Linked DNA regions of Homo sapiens: region 1 is linked to region 2. Evidence: chromatin loops called from intact Hi-C (ENCODE). Cell type or tissue: sigmoid colon. All regions are shown on one strand. Region 1 overlaps DYSF (dysferlin). Region 2 overlaps DYSF (dysferlin).

Region 1 (8,000 bases), 51 kb after region 2:
TGGAATAATTTTAGATTTACTAAACAGTTACAGAGACAGTGCATAATTTCCACTTACTCAATTTCCCCCACTGGTAACCCCTTACTCAATTTCCCCCACTGGTATCATCTTACCTAACCATGGGACATTTGTCAAAATGAAGAAATCATCATTGGTGCATTACGTTTAACCAAACTAGACTTTTTTTTAAAGGATTTCATGTTTTCCCACTAATGTCCTCTTACTAATGTCTCAGGATCCAATCTGTTATACGACATTGCATTTAGTAATTAATTCTCTGTAAGTGTCCCACATGTGTTTGTAGCAAGAGCTAGAGGAAGAATGTAGACCCAAGATAGTAAAATGATTCCTGAAATCTGAGAACAAGGAAAGGAAGAATCAATGCCCATTGCATGGGAGTAATTCCTAGGCATCCTGAATTGCTGTTTGGATGTGAGCTTGTTTAGGCCAGAGAGGGGAGGATGCAGAGGGAGGGTGGCAGCTATTTCTCTCGCACCTGCAGAAGACACCTACTGTTCCGATGTCATCAAGTCACATATTGCACTTATAAACCGGGGTCTGTTGAGTTAGTTGTGGTCACTCACCCTGCAGTGAGGACCCAGTCTCCTTGGGGAAATGCAGCTTTTGAAGGTGAACCAGCCCTGGCCAGTGATGAGCTCCCACCAAGCAGGGATTGGAGGGAAGTGGTAGGTGGGAGAGAGGAACTCTGTATGAGTTCCAGGGGCTGGCGAGCTCCAGGGGCTGGCGCAGGACCTCAGGCTAATGCTGATGGGGCAGTGGGCAGGGCCTGTTCCACAGTGGGTGGGCGTGTGTCAGGACTCAGGGGAGATAGGGGAGCCAGTGCAGGAACACACCCCTCCCATGCCTGTTTCCCCATCTCCCCCCAATCCTGGGCAAGCTGGTCTGCCTGGTGCTTTAAGCCTCCTTCAGATCACAACAGAAACCCTTCCATTCTATAACCCATGTGTCAGACGAACACAACGCATGAGGTGGTTTTTGTCACCATGTATTCCATGGCGTTACCTTCTCCTTTCCCCTGAGGAAACTGACAGGCAGGTGACTTTTCTGCTCACATTGAGCTCAGCCACTTTAACTCACGAACCCAGTCTCAGGCCATAACCCACTGCCCATTTGTATGGAATCCCGAGCTCCCTGATGGCTCTAGGGGAGTGTGTCCCCTCTTTGGATGCAGTTGTGTGTGTATATGTGTGTATGTATGTGTGTGTATGTGTGTATATGTGCACATATGTGCGTGCGTGTGTATGTATTTGTGTGTATGTGTGTGTATATGTGTATGTGTGTCTGTGTTCGTGTGTCTGTGTGGTGTGTGTATATATGTGTGCATGTGTATTTGTGTGTATACATGTGTGTAGGTGTATGCGTCTGTGTGTGTCTGTGTGTCTGTGTGGCATGTGTGTATTTTGTGTGTATGTGTCTCTGTGTCCATGTGTCCGTGTATGTGTGTGGTGTGTGTATATGTATGTGTGTTGTATGTATGTGTGTGTATGTGTATTTGTATATGTGTGCGTGTATGTGCATGTGTATTTGTATGTGTGTGTGTATGTGTGTTTGTGTCTGTGTGTCTGTGTGTGGTGTGTGTATATGTGCATTTGTGTATATGTGTGTGTATGTGTGTGTGTCTGTGTCCATGTATGTGTGTGTGTGTACGTGAGTACATTTGTGTGCCTGTGTGTGTATATGTGTGCACGTATGTGCATGTGTGTGTGTGTGCATATTTGTGTGTGTATGTCTGTGTCCATGTGTCTGCATATGTGTGTGGTGTGTGTATATTTGTGTATGTTTACGTGTGTGTGTGTGTGTGCGCGCACGCGCGTGGTGTAGGGAAGGAAGGGCCCTGCCTTCCTCCCTTCCTGGTCCAGTGTTTCTCCCTTCCTGCTCTGGCTGACCTCTGAGGTTCTGACTCCTGCAGTGTCTGGGCTGGGGAGAGGGCCCGTCTCATGTGCCCACCACCGCTGTCATCCGGGTACTCTCTGGACCACGGATGTTGAAAGCCGACTTATTTTCCTGTGGGTGCTTTCCAGAGGTTCCTCAGAGAGCCCCCCGTGAGCCCTCCCACTGCACTTTCTGGGATATGGCAGATGCTGCGTCCCTTTAGCTGCTGTCCCCAGCCCCTGGTTCTCAGATGGTCAACTCCACAATCTCTCGCTGCTACAACCCTCTGGGGGTCTCACAGGGCAGGATTCAGAGCAGTTCCAGTCTGGCCTCAGAGTGGTTTCTTCTCCTCCCAGGAAGTCCTTGTGTTCCTTGCCCAGGCATGGGCCAGAGTGCAGCTCCTCCCAAATGTGGCCCCTGCCCTCCTTCTCCATGCCACAAGTTGCTTAAGTTTCCCTGAGCATGCACCAGGTGCCAGGCTTGTGTCTCTCACCTGCAGGGAGCTCATTTTAGGGGGAGAAGGGAGAATACCTCTCCCTTTGATGCACATGGTAGATGGAGTTCTCAGATACAGCAAGAGCTCTCGCCAGAGAAATCTTTTCACAAATTCTCCCTCCATCCCATCCCAGAAGTGGATGTGAAGAGTCCAGAAAGCAGGTCCCAGGCCTGGAGTTTCCAGTCATCGGTAAATTCCAAAGCTCTGGCCCCTTGCTCTGGAGTACCAGTCGTCGGTAAATTGGAGTCCCCCAATTTACCGGGAGTCCTCCCTGGACTGGAGGTACCAGTCGTCGGTAAATTCCAAAGCTCTGGCCCCTGGCTCTGGAGTTTCACATCTCTTGCATCTGTTGTCTCCTGGTGTCGTGGTCAAAGCTTCAGTTTTAATGTGCATTTCCAATTCATTCTTTCGGTCTGTGGTCCATCAGGCAGGCACTTGCCTTATGCCCAGCACAGTTTATTTGGGAAAGTCCTGTCCCCCTTCCCCCTACACACACACTCAGGCCCAGTACAGCAGTGCTGTGGGTGGTTGGGCCTGTAAGATCTGTAGGGGGCCCAAGGAAAGAAGACTCCCTGGGGTAGTTTCGAGCTCTTGTCCTGCCCTGCCTGTCCCTTGGGTGCCCCGTGTTGGCTGACATCGGGAATCTGCCCCTCCTGCAGGATGTTCGAGCTGACCTGCACTCTGCCTCTGGAGAAGGACCTAAAGATCACTCTCTATGACTATGACCTCCTCTCCAAGGACGAAAAGATCGGTGAGACGGTCGTCGACCTGGAGAACAGGCTGCTGTCCAAGTTTGGGGCTCGCTGTGGACTCCCACAGACCTACTGTGTGTACGTGGATGGGGGCTGGCTGCCTGCTTCTCTGACAACACACCACCCCTGTCTTCTCTGACAACACACCACCACTGAGCACTTACTGTGTGCCAGCCCTGGGCTTAGCACTTCCTAGGCATTCTCTCATTGAGTCCAATGGGAGTCCTATCCCCACTCCACAGATGAAGAAACTGAAGCCCAGAGATGTTATTGCTTGTAAGTGGTGGAATTAGGATTTGAACCAAGAACCTGGCTCATCACATTGTTATAATCCAGTTATCTGTAATGCACATAGAAGGCCTAGAGAGGGCTAGGTACCTGGAAAGGGAGAGAGGGAAGGAAGGCAGGAAAGAAGCAGGGGAAACAGATGAGAGGACATGTGTGCTGCAACTGGGCCCGAAGGGGAATTTTGTGATGGTTTATGTCAGGGGAATGCATGTGAGGACTGCACCCCTCTTCCCACCATCTCAAGTCTTCTCTGGGTCTGATTATCTAACTCTGGAAATTGAAAACATTTAAGTTGCAATTCCGTACTTAAATGAGTCCTTTTCTCTCTGAGCCTCCATTTCTCCATCTGTAAAATGGGGATGCCCAGTCATGGTGAGCAATCAGATGGGACACCCACTGTAAAAGCAAGGAGTGGGCAATGCTGTACATGGGGGTACACCAGTCCCTGCATGCCCCTCTACCCTCATGAGTGTCCTTGAAGCATCTCATCTATGTCTTGTGCTTGCTCCTCAGCTCTGGACCGAACCAGTGGCGGGACCAGCTCCGCCCCTCCCAGCTCCTCCACCTCTTCTGCCAGCAGCATAGAGTCAAGGCACCTGTGTACCGGACAGACCGTGTAATGTTTCAGGATAAAGAATATTCCATTGAAGAGATAGGTGAGCTGCCACATGACCCCAAACCATGGTGGGCTCTCGCTGTATCCCTCCCTCTCTCATCAGACCCTCTGCTACCATAAAAGACCCAAGCGGACATAACCCACAGCAGCAGGCTGTGGGTCTCTCCAGGGCAGCACAGATGGGCTCCACTTGCACTTGGTACTTTGAGGATCAGTACTGACCTGTGATGCCACTGTGAAAATTAGAGGTCAGGGCACAGCCAGGGTCAGAGTGCAGTCCAAGGCCAGGTTGGGGCCCATCCGAGGGCAAGATCAGAGGTGAGTCTGAAGCCAGTGTCAGGGTCAGAGTTAGGCTCAGTCTCTTTCTGGCATTGGCTGGTCTGACTCTGGTTGGAGTTTGGGGTACAGTCCACTTCTCAGAAACAGTTTTCTACTTGAATTGCACCAGCCTGGCAGCTTGACCCTGATGGTATCTTCCAAGCTCCCCACTGACAGCCCATGCATCTAAAGGATCCCAAGGCAGGCAGGCCTTGTAGTGCCCCCAGTCCTGCCCAGGGTCCTGCCCAGCTCTCCTGGCTGAGAATCCCGCCACATGCTCTCCGTGTGTCTGAGATGCCCGCAGGCCTGCATCACCCACTCAGAGCAGCTCAGACTCCCCAGAGGTGTTTACAGGCCCAGCTGGCCCCTTGCCTCCTGGTTGCTTCAGAGATGTTTGATGTCAGAGCTGGTGCCAAGGTTATAAAAGGGAAATGATGGCTTTGATGCCCCCATCCCCCACCCCCTCCTCCTTCTCATTCTGTTTTCCTGACTCTCCCAGGTCATGGCTGAGCCAGGCTCGGCCATAAGGCGCCCCCAGCCCTGCCCCCCTTCATTCCCTTTTCCCATAGAATGAGCATCTGTTTTCGGGGGAGTCTCATTTCCTTCTACTAGTCTGTGAGCAACTTTAGCACAGGGCCATGGCTCATGGTCATAAAGTCATAGGAAACAAAAGCCAGAAAGCTAGAGATGGTGAGGTCCAACATCTGCCTGCTTTTACAGATGAGGCTGGTAAGACCAAGAGTGGTGAACGACCTGCCCAACGTCACCCAACCAGCTAGGGGCAGAGCCAGGTTCCTGGCCCTGTGTGCCTTCTGAGGTGCATGCCTCTTCCTTTGAGGCCCCTACTGAAATGGGCAGGGCAGGTCTGATGGGTGAACACATGTGTGTGTACATATAGGTGTGCATGAGCACACCTGGGTACATGTACAGATGTGTGTGTCCACCATCAGCTCCCAAAGCCAAGGCCTTTGACATAGTGGGCTCCAAGTTCATGTTGTTGGATGGTTGGCCAGGCTTCTCTGGGTCAGGAATACCCCATGTCTTCTCCCCACCTGTAGCACCAGTTTTTGACCCATTCCCTAGCAGGGAGGAGCTGTACCTGGGACGCACCTGGGGACAGGCACCTAGGTTCATGCCTAGTCACGCACCTTTCCTAAGTGAGCATGTGATCTCAGCTGCTCTGCTGCTAGTTGTGTGGCTTCTCTGTGCCTCAGATTTCTCTTCTATAAAATGGGGATAATAACAGCACTCAGCTTCTAGGATCCTCATGAAGACTAAATATGTTAATAGCTTGAAGAACAGTGTGTGGCACGTGGTTCCTGCTCTGGAAGTGTTTGCTGTTATTGCTATTATTTTAGCTACTGCTAATAGTAGAACAACTTAAGTGAACGAGAGCATAATACTAACAGCACTAAGATGCCAAATCTAGGAGTAAAGGTTGCTGAGGCTTAGAGTTGGGAGCAGTCAGGGAGAGCTTCCTGGAAGAAGTAGGCTTTGGAGACAGGAGGATTTGTATGGTGGAAAATAGGAATAAAAACTATAGAACAGGCTTGGTAGAAATGATGGCAATGGGGAATCTGGATTTTAAGCCTGGAGCTAGTGGACAGCAAGATTTCCCCTATCAAAAGTGAGACATGAGGACCAGAAAAAGTGCATCTGTGCTGGGGGTGAGGCTGCGGGGGTTAGAGCTTCTTATGACTCTTAGGCAGCCCTGCTCAGCCTGTTCACTGGGCAGCCCCATTATCTCTCGCTTCCCCAGCTCCTGCAACTTTTTTGTCTTCTCTCTGGGGCAGAGGCTGGCAGGATCCCAAACCCACACCTGGGCCCAGTGGAGGAGCGTCTGGCTCTGCATGTGCTTCAGCAGCAGGGCCTGGTCCCGGAGCACGTGGAGTCACGGCCCCTCTACAGCCCCCTGCAGCCAGACATCGAGCAGGTAGGACCTTGACCCTTGGGTCCCAGAGTCCTCGAACTCCAGAAAGCCCCAACCCCAGGGACAACATGGATATCCCAGAGGAGCCAGTGGGTCCCTTGAGATTTGGTCAATCCTTCCTTGACCCATTTCTTCACAGTCTGAGTGCGGCCATGGTTGGCCTGGGAGGGGATCTTTAGGTCCTGGCTTCCTCTGGCTGCCTCCATCCCTCAGGGCCTGCGAAACGAGGCTGAGCTTCTCCCCTCACCCCTGTAGGCCTGGCCTCCGACCTCTCCTTGTCATCCTGAAGCCTCTCTGTTTCAGCCTGACTTCAGGTTGGATTCCCCCATCCAACCACTATCTGTCAGTGACTCAGTCTCAGATGCCCGGCCCTGTGCTGGGTGGCTGTGGGGTATGCAGCCAGGGTGGCCCTGGCATCCTATGACCAAATGACAAAGCCACCCACAGAGAGCAGTCCTCAGTGGGAGGGGAATCCTCCCACGCTGAAGGGCGGGGACCACAGAGACAGCAGCCTTGGGATGGTGACAGGGAGGGCTTCCTGGAAGAGGTGAGCTCAGAGCTGGGTTTTGGAAGAGGAGAAGGGGAGACAAGGTTATAGGCAAAGAGAAAGGCCAAAGTGAGCCATGAGGATGCCTTTGTGAATGCCAGAGGACATTACCTCTGTTGTTTGGAACTGAGCTCTCTCTCCACCTAGGTGGTTTGGCTACCGGCCTCCCCAAAGTGGCACAACAGGTGTGGAAACTTCAGCTCTTTCATCTTCTAGTTCTGTGACCCTGCAGAAGTGACTTAATTGAATTACTTCAATTCCTGCTCCTTCTGCTCTAAGATGAGACAAATTCACACCTCGCTTGCAGAGAGGGAGGAGGATAAGGGGTGGGCAGGGAGAGTGATGTCCTGCCATGGAAGCCTTCTGAGCCCTCCATAACTGAACGGTGCTCTTTGACACGCCACGACTGTGCACATGCCATTCCCCTGGCTGCCAAGACTCAGCTCAGCCACCACCATCTCTGAGAAGCCCACCCTGACCCTTGACCCCCAGGCACAGGCCCAAGTCAGAGGCCTGTGGGGCAGTGGTCACCTCTGCGGTTGACCCTGTAGTCCCCTGTTTAGGGCAGTGAGGCTTTCTCTGGAAGGGCCTGGGTTTCTCTGTTCTGTGCCCTCAGCATCTGGCCCAGAGCAGGTGCTTGGTAACAGCTGGTTAAATGAGAAGGGTGGGGAGAGAACGGACCCTGTCTCCGCAGGGGAAGCTGCAGATGTGGGTCGACCTATTTCCGAAGGCCCTGGGGCGGCCTGGACCTCCCTTCAACATCACCCCACGGAGAGCCAGAAGGTGACTTGCCCAGCCACAGGCTCTGAGCTGGGCTGAGGGGTGGGGGCGTTGCAGCCTGCTGTGGGCGGGACTAGGCGGTTGCTCTTTTCTGCCGGGCTTCAGGCTATTTGGGCCATGGAATACAGTTCTCGTTTGGGCCTGGGCCAGTGTCCAGCCAGGCAGGCATCGAGTCCTCTTGGACCAGTCTGCTTCTTGGCTTCTTGGCTTCTTAAGGCCTTCCCATCCTTTGGTAGGAAATCTAGGTGGATTAGAGTGATACCTTTCCCCAGGTTTTTCCTGCGTTGTATTATCTGGAATACCAGAGATGTGATCCTGGATGACCTGAGCCTCACGGGGGAGAAGATGAGCGACATTTATGTGAAAGGGTAGGGAGCCAG
Region 2 (8,000 bases):
CTAACCATTTTATAGATGAAAACATTCAGCTATAGGAGGTGAAATAATTTATTTAACGTCATACATAGTGGAGTTAGGACTCACACCTGTGTTCCTAACTGCTGTTATTGGTGGTTAACTATCTAAGGCAGTACCTGCCTCCCTTGCCCCACCTTGCTTCCTCATGTAGTTCTTTGTGATCATTGAGGATTCCTGCCCAACTCTTTCTGGCAAACTCTTAGTAGGCCAGAATTGACACACACTTGCTCGTCTCTGTAGTGGAGAGAGACCCTCCCCAGCAGTGTGCTTTGGTGCTCTGGGGAGCCCCTTCTCCCATTGCTCAGTTGTTCTCTTTCTGGCTCACAATGCAAGTATTCTGTCCTCACAGGGGACAGGCGTGAGAGGTGGGGGTTTGGGGCTGGAAGGTGTCTAGGGGTGGGGAAGAAATACCAGGACAGATGATAACCCGGAAGGGTCTGAGCCAGGAGGCAGGAGAACCAGGCTGGCGGGCAGGCACATGGTCCTCTCTGGGACTGAGAGGGGCTGAAGTGGATCTGCCAGGATGGAATAGGCAGTGTGTGCACGCATATGCTGTGTGCGTATCAGGGAGGGGCAGACCCGGAGCAGCTCAGGGGGCATCAGAGCCTGCATTATGGGAGGAGGGGTGACGGGATTCAGTTGGAACAAGGTGACCTGAACCCTGGATGAAGGTGCTGGAATTGTGATCCTGGAGAAGATGATGCCTGGCCGAAACTGACTTAGCTTTTTCGTTTCTGCCTCCCTGTTTGTCCACTTCTGTCTTTCCTTCTCTGTTTCTCCCTGCACTTGGCATTTCTTTCTGTCCTATCTGTCCTTCTCTCTTGTCTTTTTGCCTTGGTCTTCCTTCCACCTTTGTCTCCATTCTACCTGCTGTCCACTGCAGTCTGAGGACACAGACCTGCCCTACCCACCACCCCAGAGGGAGGCCAACATCTACATGGTTCCTCAGAACATCAAGCCAGCGCTCCAGCGTACCGCCATCGAGGTGAGCCGTCCGGGCCTGGGCGTGGGGGCTGGGAGCAGCCTGCCCTTCCCCTTCCTGGCCCCAGCCTTTCCTGGGGCCCGGGGCCTTCTGAGCCACTCTCCTCATTCTGTGTGCTTAGATCCTGGCATGGGGCCTGCGGAACATGAAGAGTTACCAGCTGGCCAACATCTCCTCCCCCAGCCTCGTGGTAGAGTGTGGGGGCCAGACGGTGCAGTCCTGTGTCATCAGGAACCTCCGGAAGAACCCCAACTTTGACATCTGCACCCTCTTCATGGAAGTGGTGAGCCCCACCTCCCTACTGTCCCCTTCCAGAGTCCTGGGGCTAGAAGTTCTACATGTCCCCGAGCAGCCTGGGGCTTGTGCTCCAATTCCCTGCGGGATCCAGGGTAGGACCCCTCACTTTCCTGTGAACATGGGGAGAAATGCTCATACCCTCCTCACTGGAAGGGTTCAGGCCTCTGAGTAGGACAAACGGGGCCAACCTGCTCCTCCTATACCCAAATCCTAGATCAGCGAAAGTCCCAAGGAGACATCCCCTGGCTGTTGTCCCTCTGGGACAGGTTTCAGTCCCCTGGAGCGCCCTTGGGGACCTGCTAGGGCTTGGCTTTCCAGGATTCCTCCAAACCTTTTCTGACCATGTCCTCCCCCAGCCTGGGCCCCCTCAAAGGAGCTCACCCCCACAGCCCTCAGGCCCTCCAGGCCTCTCCACCTCCCTGGGATGCCTAGACCTAGTGGCCAGAGTAAGGCAGGTCTGAGGAAAAGAAAATGGTTTGCAAGATGAAAGCGCTGTAGAAATTCCAGGCCCAGTGGCTGTCAACAGAAGCCTCCTCTTGGCCGAGCCAAAGCCGCCCCTGAAGGAGAGCATATAAATTATTTCAAGTTGTGTTCAAAGTGCTTTTGGGGTGTGTGGGGGGAAGAATCTGGGTCTGTAAGCCAACTCTTGAGTATCCACTTGGGGGGACTGTCTGTAAGAAATGTTGAGTCCCGGGCCAACTCCCCTCGCCCGCTCCCCAGCCAGTGAGGGAGCGCAGCCTCGTTTCCACTTCAGGCTGAACAGGATGCATTTGGAAGGTAAAGCTGTGGGGGGAAAGCCGGCCTCTGCATGCAGCATTCAAGGGGCCGACAGAAAAGGTGTGTGGCTTCGCTCGACTGCCCAGCTCTGGGCCAGCCACCATTTTGGATTTCTGGCTGTGGGGATTATCTGCGGTTTATAGTCATTTTCTGCTCTTTGGGCTTGACCTGGAGACTTCCCAGAGGGGGATTCAGGCCAGTGCGTTCTTCCTCCTCCACCCAGATGCTGCCCAGGGAGGAGCTCTACTGCCCCCCCATCACCGTCAAGGTCATCGATAACCGCCAGTTTGGCCGCCGGCCTGTGGTGGGCCAGTGTACCATCCGCTCCCTGGAGAGCTTCCTGTGTGACCCCTACTCGGCGGAGAGTCCATCCCCACAGGGTGGCCCAGGTAGGGGAAGGGGAGATGATGGGCAGGTCAGGGAAGGGGGAGCCTCAGGGCCAAGCTACCCTTCCTAGTTGAGATGCATCCTGAAACCCTTCTCTTACGGAGACCTGAATGAGAAGTGGTTTCTGCTCTGCTAGACCACAGGGTGGAGACCTTCCTTAGGGCAGAGCCTAGCTCTGGGTGGGGGGCACCAGGAGCAGGTGACTGATACCCGTTGGAGCTGAGGGGTGAGGGCTCAAAGTGGGCCCAGGGGGAGGGAGAGAGAGGGCAGGGAGACAATGATGCGGGGAGGGAGGAAAGAAATGTGAGGAGAGGAAGACAGAAGTGGGAGACAGAGCATGTGAAGGAGGATGGGAGAGATGGAGATGAGAGAGGGACTTATTGGGAAGTAGGAAGAGAGAGATACCGACTGAGAAATGTGGAGAGACTGCAGGGTCTTGTCTTGGTCCCTTGGTTGAGCCCTGGGGCTGGTGAGGGGCGAGCCTTTTGAGAGAGCCCCTCTCAGGCCTGGATGGCTCCCTCCCCTGCAGACGATGTGAGCCTACTCAGTCCTGGGGAAGACGTGCTCATCGACATTGATGACAAGGAGCCCCTCATCCCCATCCAGGTAGGATGGGCATCCTCCAGGGAGGCCTGGGTCACCTTTCCCCTCCATTCCTCATCAATTCCCACCCCTTCTCCCCTACCCTTCATTATCACACAGCCTCTATACACATCCCCTTCTGGGCTCTGCGGTTGGACACTGTCCAGTAGAGAGACCCAGATGGGAGCTTTCAGTCTGGCTGAGGGGGGTGGGGTGTGCTCATCTGGGCAAGACTCAATCCCTTTTCTTGGATGCATATGTGAAAAATAGGCCATCTACCCTGGGGGCCATGGTGAGGGCTTTCTCCTGGAGATCACCAGAAAATCAGGGTGAGGAGCAAATGAGAGAAGGACGACAGGGGAGGGAGTGAGTGGGCCATCTCTGGGGTCCTCCAGCCCCATCTCCCTATCTGGGACAGGCCCCTTCTTAGGGGGAAGGTTGTTCTGTGGGCTTGTGCTTGGTGGCTCCTTGGAGACAGCTTAGAAAGAAGAGGCTGTGTCCAAGCCAAGAGTCTATCTCGCCCCATTCCTCCATCTGCAGGGAAAAGGAGGAAGGAGGCAGGGAGGGGCCTTATTCTAAGGTCTCCAGCCCTGGGGGAGGTAGGAGTCTTCCTTTTGCTGCATACTCAGCAACTGAGGGCCAGCCTGTGATGCAGATGCCAATGCCACAGAGCATGGCAGGAGGTCTGTGGCACCTTGTGCTGAGGGGCAGCGCTCCCCCGACTGTGGGCCATGGAGTGGCTCTGGATTCTGTAGGGTTGAGCCCATCTGGTCCTTCCCACAGTAGACATGGAGAAAGGTCTCACTGTGAGCACCAGCCTTGAACTCACCATCTGTTCCAGGTTGTCACCCTCCTCTCTGGGCTTTGCAAGATACTGGTCATACCCCTGGCACCCTGGGGCTCCCAGAACTTCTGGGCCACCCAGAGGCAGAGCCTCCAGGCCTGTATAGACAACACCTGTGTCCTCGGGCCTTGCTGCATCTGTAGTTTCACTGATGCTAAAAGTCCTCAGAAGCCCTGTGTTCCATCTCTCCAGCCTCTGTGGCTCTCCAGGGTTCTGCCCTGCCAGCCTTTCTGCTGGGAAGACCTCCTGCCCCCTGTCCCTTGTCCAACTCTTGATCATTGTTTAAGACTTAACTTAGGCATGGTCGCTTCTTTGGGGGAGTCTTTCCTGGCTCCTCTTCTCCTGTGAGACTTGCCTATCTTTGGGTCACTGTGCTGCTCTAGGGCCTGCTGTCTCTGTCAATGTTAGCATATTCCCCAGGCTAAGCTCAGGGGAGCAACTGCGGCTCCTTCCTCTTTGTATTCTCAATGCTCAGCACAAGGCCTCGCTTAGCGGAGGTGTTAATGAAAGTCTGTCTGTCTTGGCAAGTGGGTAGATGGGTGCATGGGTTGATGGATGGATGGACGAATTTTCTGGCTACTGTCTGTATGGATCTGAGGAGGAATCTCTCTCTTGGCTGGGGAAACCCAAATGGAAATTTCAGATGTCCCTATGTGAAATTTAGCTAAACTCAGTGCTAGTGCCTCTGGGCTGCTTGGGTGTTTATAGCTGAATTAGGCAGATAATTTGCCCCAAACTCTGGCTGCCTGCTCCTGGCTCCTGTTTCCCGGCTGCTCCATGGGCCTGTCTGAGATTGTGCAGGGAAGTGCAGGGCCTGCCCAGCAGGATTTCCGTTCTGTGTGTGCTGCCCTCAAAATGTCTACACACTCAGATGGGGAGGGACTATTTTAGGTCCTGCTGGCCACAAGCACAGCCAGAGGCAGACGATGAGGAGGCCCAGCCTGGCCATCCTCCCGGCGTTGACATGAGGGAACTGGGGCTGGGATCTGAGCCAGAGCTGGGCCTGTGCTGTTTGTGGGAGCACACGGCCACTCTGGCTAGAGCTGCTGGCCAGACCAGCAGCACTGGTGGGAGCTGGGATGGGGCTCCTGGAGGTGTACCCACCTGGGGAGGGGCTGGGCCTCCCCTGGCCTGGGACAGGGGAGGAGGAGGAAATGACACTGATTTGCTCTGATGGGGGAGGCTTGGACCTTGCCCTCATGGAGCTCCCTGTCTGATGAAAGAGACAAAACTCTGTTCTCAAAAGCCTCAAACCCAGCAGGGAGACCAGTTCTGTTCTGCAGGGAGCCCTGGCCCTCTGGGGAAGCCCCTTTTCTGGTATCTGACTTTGTTCCATGTTTTTCTCTGAGATCTATTGCTCTGATTTGGCTGATCCAGGAAATCTTTCACTCACTCGCCTCTCCTCCCTGTCCCTGGCACTCTGAAGGACAGGCGCTCCAAGGCCAACCCAGGAGGCAGCTGACCCCGGGTGCAGTTCCAGTGGTTTGCTAGATAACTATGGCTGGGCTTTCTTCCTCTCCCTCCTTCCCCAGTGCAGATAGCATGAAGGGCCCTGGCTTCTGGGGACAGGAGGGACGAGAGGTCTGGCAGAATCTGGATTTTGGCTGGCTTCTGTCTGCCCCACCGGTGTTTCTCGGCAGCCTGTTCCATCCTCACAGTTGATGCAGCCCTGGCTGGTGCTGGATGTGTTCACTGTGTCCTGGCTGTGGTCCTAGGACCCCTCCTAGCTCAAACCTGCTCTTGCCAGAGTTACCCTTCCATCTTGGTCCCTTCCTGTCACTTTCCTCCGTGACACCTTCTCTCTGCTCCCAAAGCCTTCTTACCAGCATCTGCCTAGGTCCTGGGATGAGCTGGCCACACATTTAGAACATGTCACCGGAGACCCTTGCCTGATGTTCAGGCCATGGGCTGGCACTCACCACGGAGTATTTCTTAGGTTTCTAGAAATGTTTTGGTTTGTGTCGAGAGTGGCCAATTCTGGAGGTGACTCAAAACGTGTATAAGGCAGGTCTGTGCTCAGCATCCCAGGGCTCGTAGATCAGTGTCTGTCTCTAAGGGTAAGGGTGGGGGGCCCTGTTTAGGGGGTGCCTGGCCTGTTTAAACTGTTCTCCATGGTGATGAGGATTGGGATGAGAAATACTCACACGTATTAACTCCACCACTTGTTCTTGGTCTGTGCAGCCATCCTATGTGTAGACTTTAGAGTGGCAGACTAGGGGTGGGGGTGGTGTGTGCACATGAGTGAGCATGACAGGTGGGGGTGGTAGGAGCAGGTGTGTGCACGAGCTTCCATGGGTGCTGGCCAGAGGTGTGTCTAAGCTTGGTGGTGGCATTGCAGGAATTGTGGCCTTGACTTTGAACTTTCTGAGGGCAGGCCTGGGTGTGTCCTCACACAGGGAGAGCAGAAGTGTCCTATTCCATCTAGTTCTCTGCTTTAGAAAACGATATATTCATTTTTTCAGATAATAAAATGATACGTGTTCATTATATAAAATTTGGAAAATATAGAAAAATAATGAAAAAATAGGGCTTACCTCCATCCAAACACACAATTTGAATGCACTGCACCCAACATTTCATTGTCATTCTTTCCTCTTCTTTTTAGGTTTCTCTTTCTGTCTCTGATTCTGTCTCTGACTTCATTTCTACCTTTAAAATAAAATTAAGGCCTTTGTTCACTAGTTGTTGTTGTTTTTTTATTAAGGCAGTTCTTGGTGTTATGATTATGATTAGGGGAAGAAAAACAGTGTTCAGGAACACACAGAGAGCCTGCCACCCCCTGTCCATTTCCTATAGAGGGTCTTGAAGCTCCAAATAGAGGCTGTGCCCCCAGAAATCGCACCTTTGAGGCACTGAGATGCCCCCAGAGCCAGCTGGGTATGGCAAGGGCGGCTCTTGCTTAGCATTCCGAGAGAGCACTCCTAGGTAGAGGGGCTCCTCTTCAAGTCCTCAGAGAAGGAGAATTTCGGGAGGTGGGAATATGTGAGTGTTGAAGAATTAGAGAAATAACTTTTAGGAAGTTCCGACTCTGGTCACAAAGAGACAAGGGATGAGGGGGTGTCCAGAAGATCTCAAATGAGTGATGTCAAAGTGAGGAGATGTTTCATTAACAAGGAGACCAAACTCTTGGAGTCTCCTGGCCCTGCAAGTTCACCATAGGCTAAGCAACCAGGGAAGCTTCTCCGGGAAGGCGGCCTCTGAGGCGGGTGGGTGAACAGGGGAGGACAGGGAGGCTTTCCTGGCAGGCAAAAGGGCTCGGGCAAAGGCTTGGAAGTGGGACTCTGTGTGTATGTTTTATGTGGCAAAGGGGTACGTGTGTGTATGTATGAGTGTATGTGGTAGAGGTGGTGTGTGTGTGTGTGGTAGAGGTGGTGTGTGTGTATGTGGGGTAGAGGTGATGTGTGTGGCAGAGGTGGTGTGTGTGTGGCAGAGGTGGGGTGTGTGTGTGGTAGAGGTGGGGTGTGTGCGTGTGTGGTAGAGGTGGGGTGTGTGTGTGGTAGAGGTGGTGTGTGTGTATGTGGGGTAGAGGTGGTGTGTGTGGTAGAGGTGGTGTGTGTGTGGTAGAGGTGGGGTATATGTGTGTGTGTGGTAGAGGTGGGGTATAAGTGTGTGTGGTAGAGATGGGGTGTGTGTGTGTGGTAGAGGTGGGGTGTGTGTGGTAGAGGTGTGTTTGTGGTAGAGGTGTGTGTGTGTGGTAGAGGTGTGTGTGTGGTAGAGGTGGTGTGTGTGTTTGGTAGAGGTGTTTGTGTGGTAGAGGTGAGGTATATGTGTGTGTGGTAGAGATGGGGTGTGTGTGTGTGGTAGAGATGGTGTGTGTGTGTGTGTGTGGTAGAGATGGGGTGTGTGTGTGGTAGAGATGGGGTGTGTGTGTGGTAGAGGTGGGGTGTGTGTGTGGTAGAGGTGGCGTGTGTGGTAGAGGTGGTGTGTGTGTGTGTGTGTGGTAGAGGTGGGGTATAAGTGTGTGTGGTAGAGATGGGATGTGTGTGTGTGGTAGAGGTGGGGTGTGTGTGTGGTAGAGGTGGCGTGTGTGGTAGAGGTGTGTGTGTGTGGTAGAGGTGTGTGTGTGGTAGAGGTGGTGTGTGTGTGTGTGGTAGAGATGGGGTGTGTGTGTGG

The links. A loop is a pair of places that touch in the nucleus more often than their neighbours do. Peaks named below come from ENCODE experiments on the same cell type or tissue, not always from the same donor. Only the 100,000 strongest peaks of a DNase experiment are listed, where the experiment ranks them.
Region 1: a loop joins it to region 2, with 2.0 times the contacts of the local background. A loop is called at or near these places in 2 of 110 quality-filtered maps.

The regions. Positions count from the first base shown.
Region 1 is chr2:71,661,220-71,669,219 of GRCh38, forward strand. It overlaps DYSF (dysferlin), which reads left to right. Exons shown (of 56, transcript NM_001130987.2): 46 at 3,049-3,219; 47 at 3,943-4,085; 48 at 6,157-6,296; 49 at 7,535-7,623; 50 at 7,893-7,988. Among named protein-coding and RNA genes, the nearest start is that of DYSF, 200 kb to the left of the region's middle. In sigmoid colon, no CTCF peak of the experiment used is centred here; DNase peaks (open chromatin) are centred at 4,722 and 5,092.
Region 2 is chr2:71,610,344-71,618,343 of GRCh38, forward strand. It overlaps DYSF (dysferlin), which reads left to right. Exons shown (of 56, transcript NM_001130987.2): 37 at 902-1,003; 38 at 1,122-1,283; 39 at 2,298-2,463; 40 at 2,991-3,067. Among named protein-coding and RNA genes, the nearest start is that of DYSF, 150 kb to the left of the region's middle. In sigmoid colon, no CTCF peak of the experiment used is centred here; a DNase peak (open chromatin) is centred at 4,848; H3K27ac peaks cover 1,390 bases.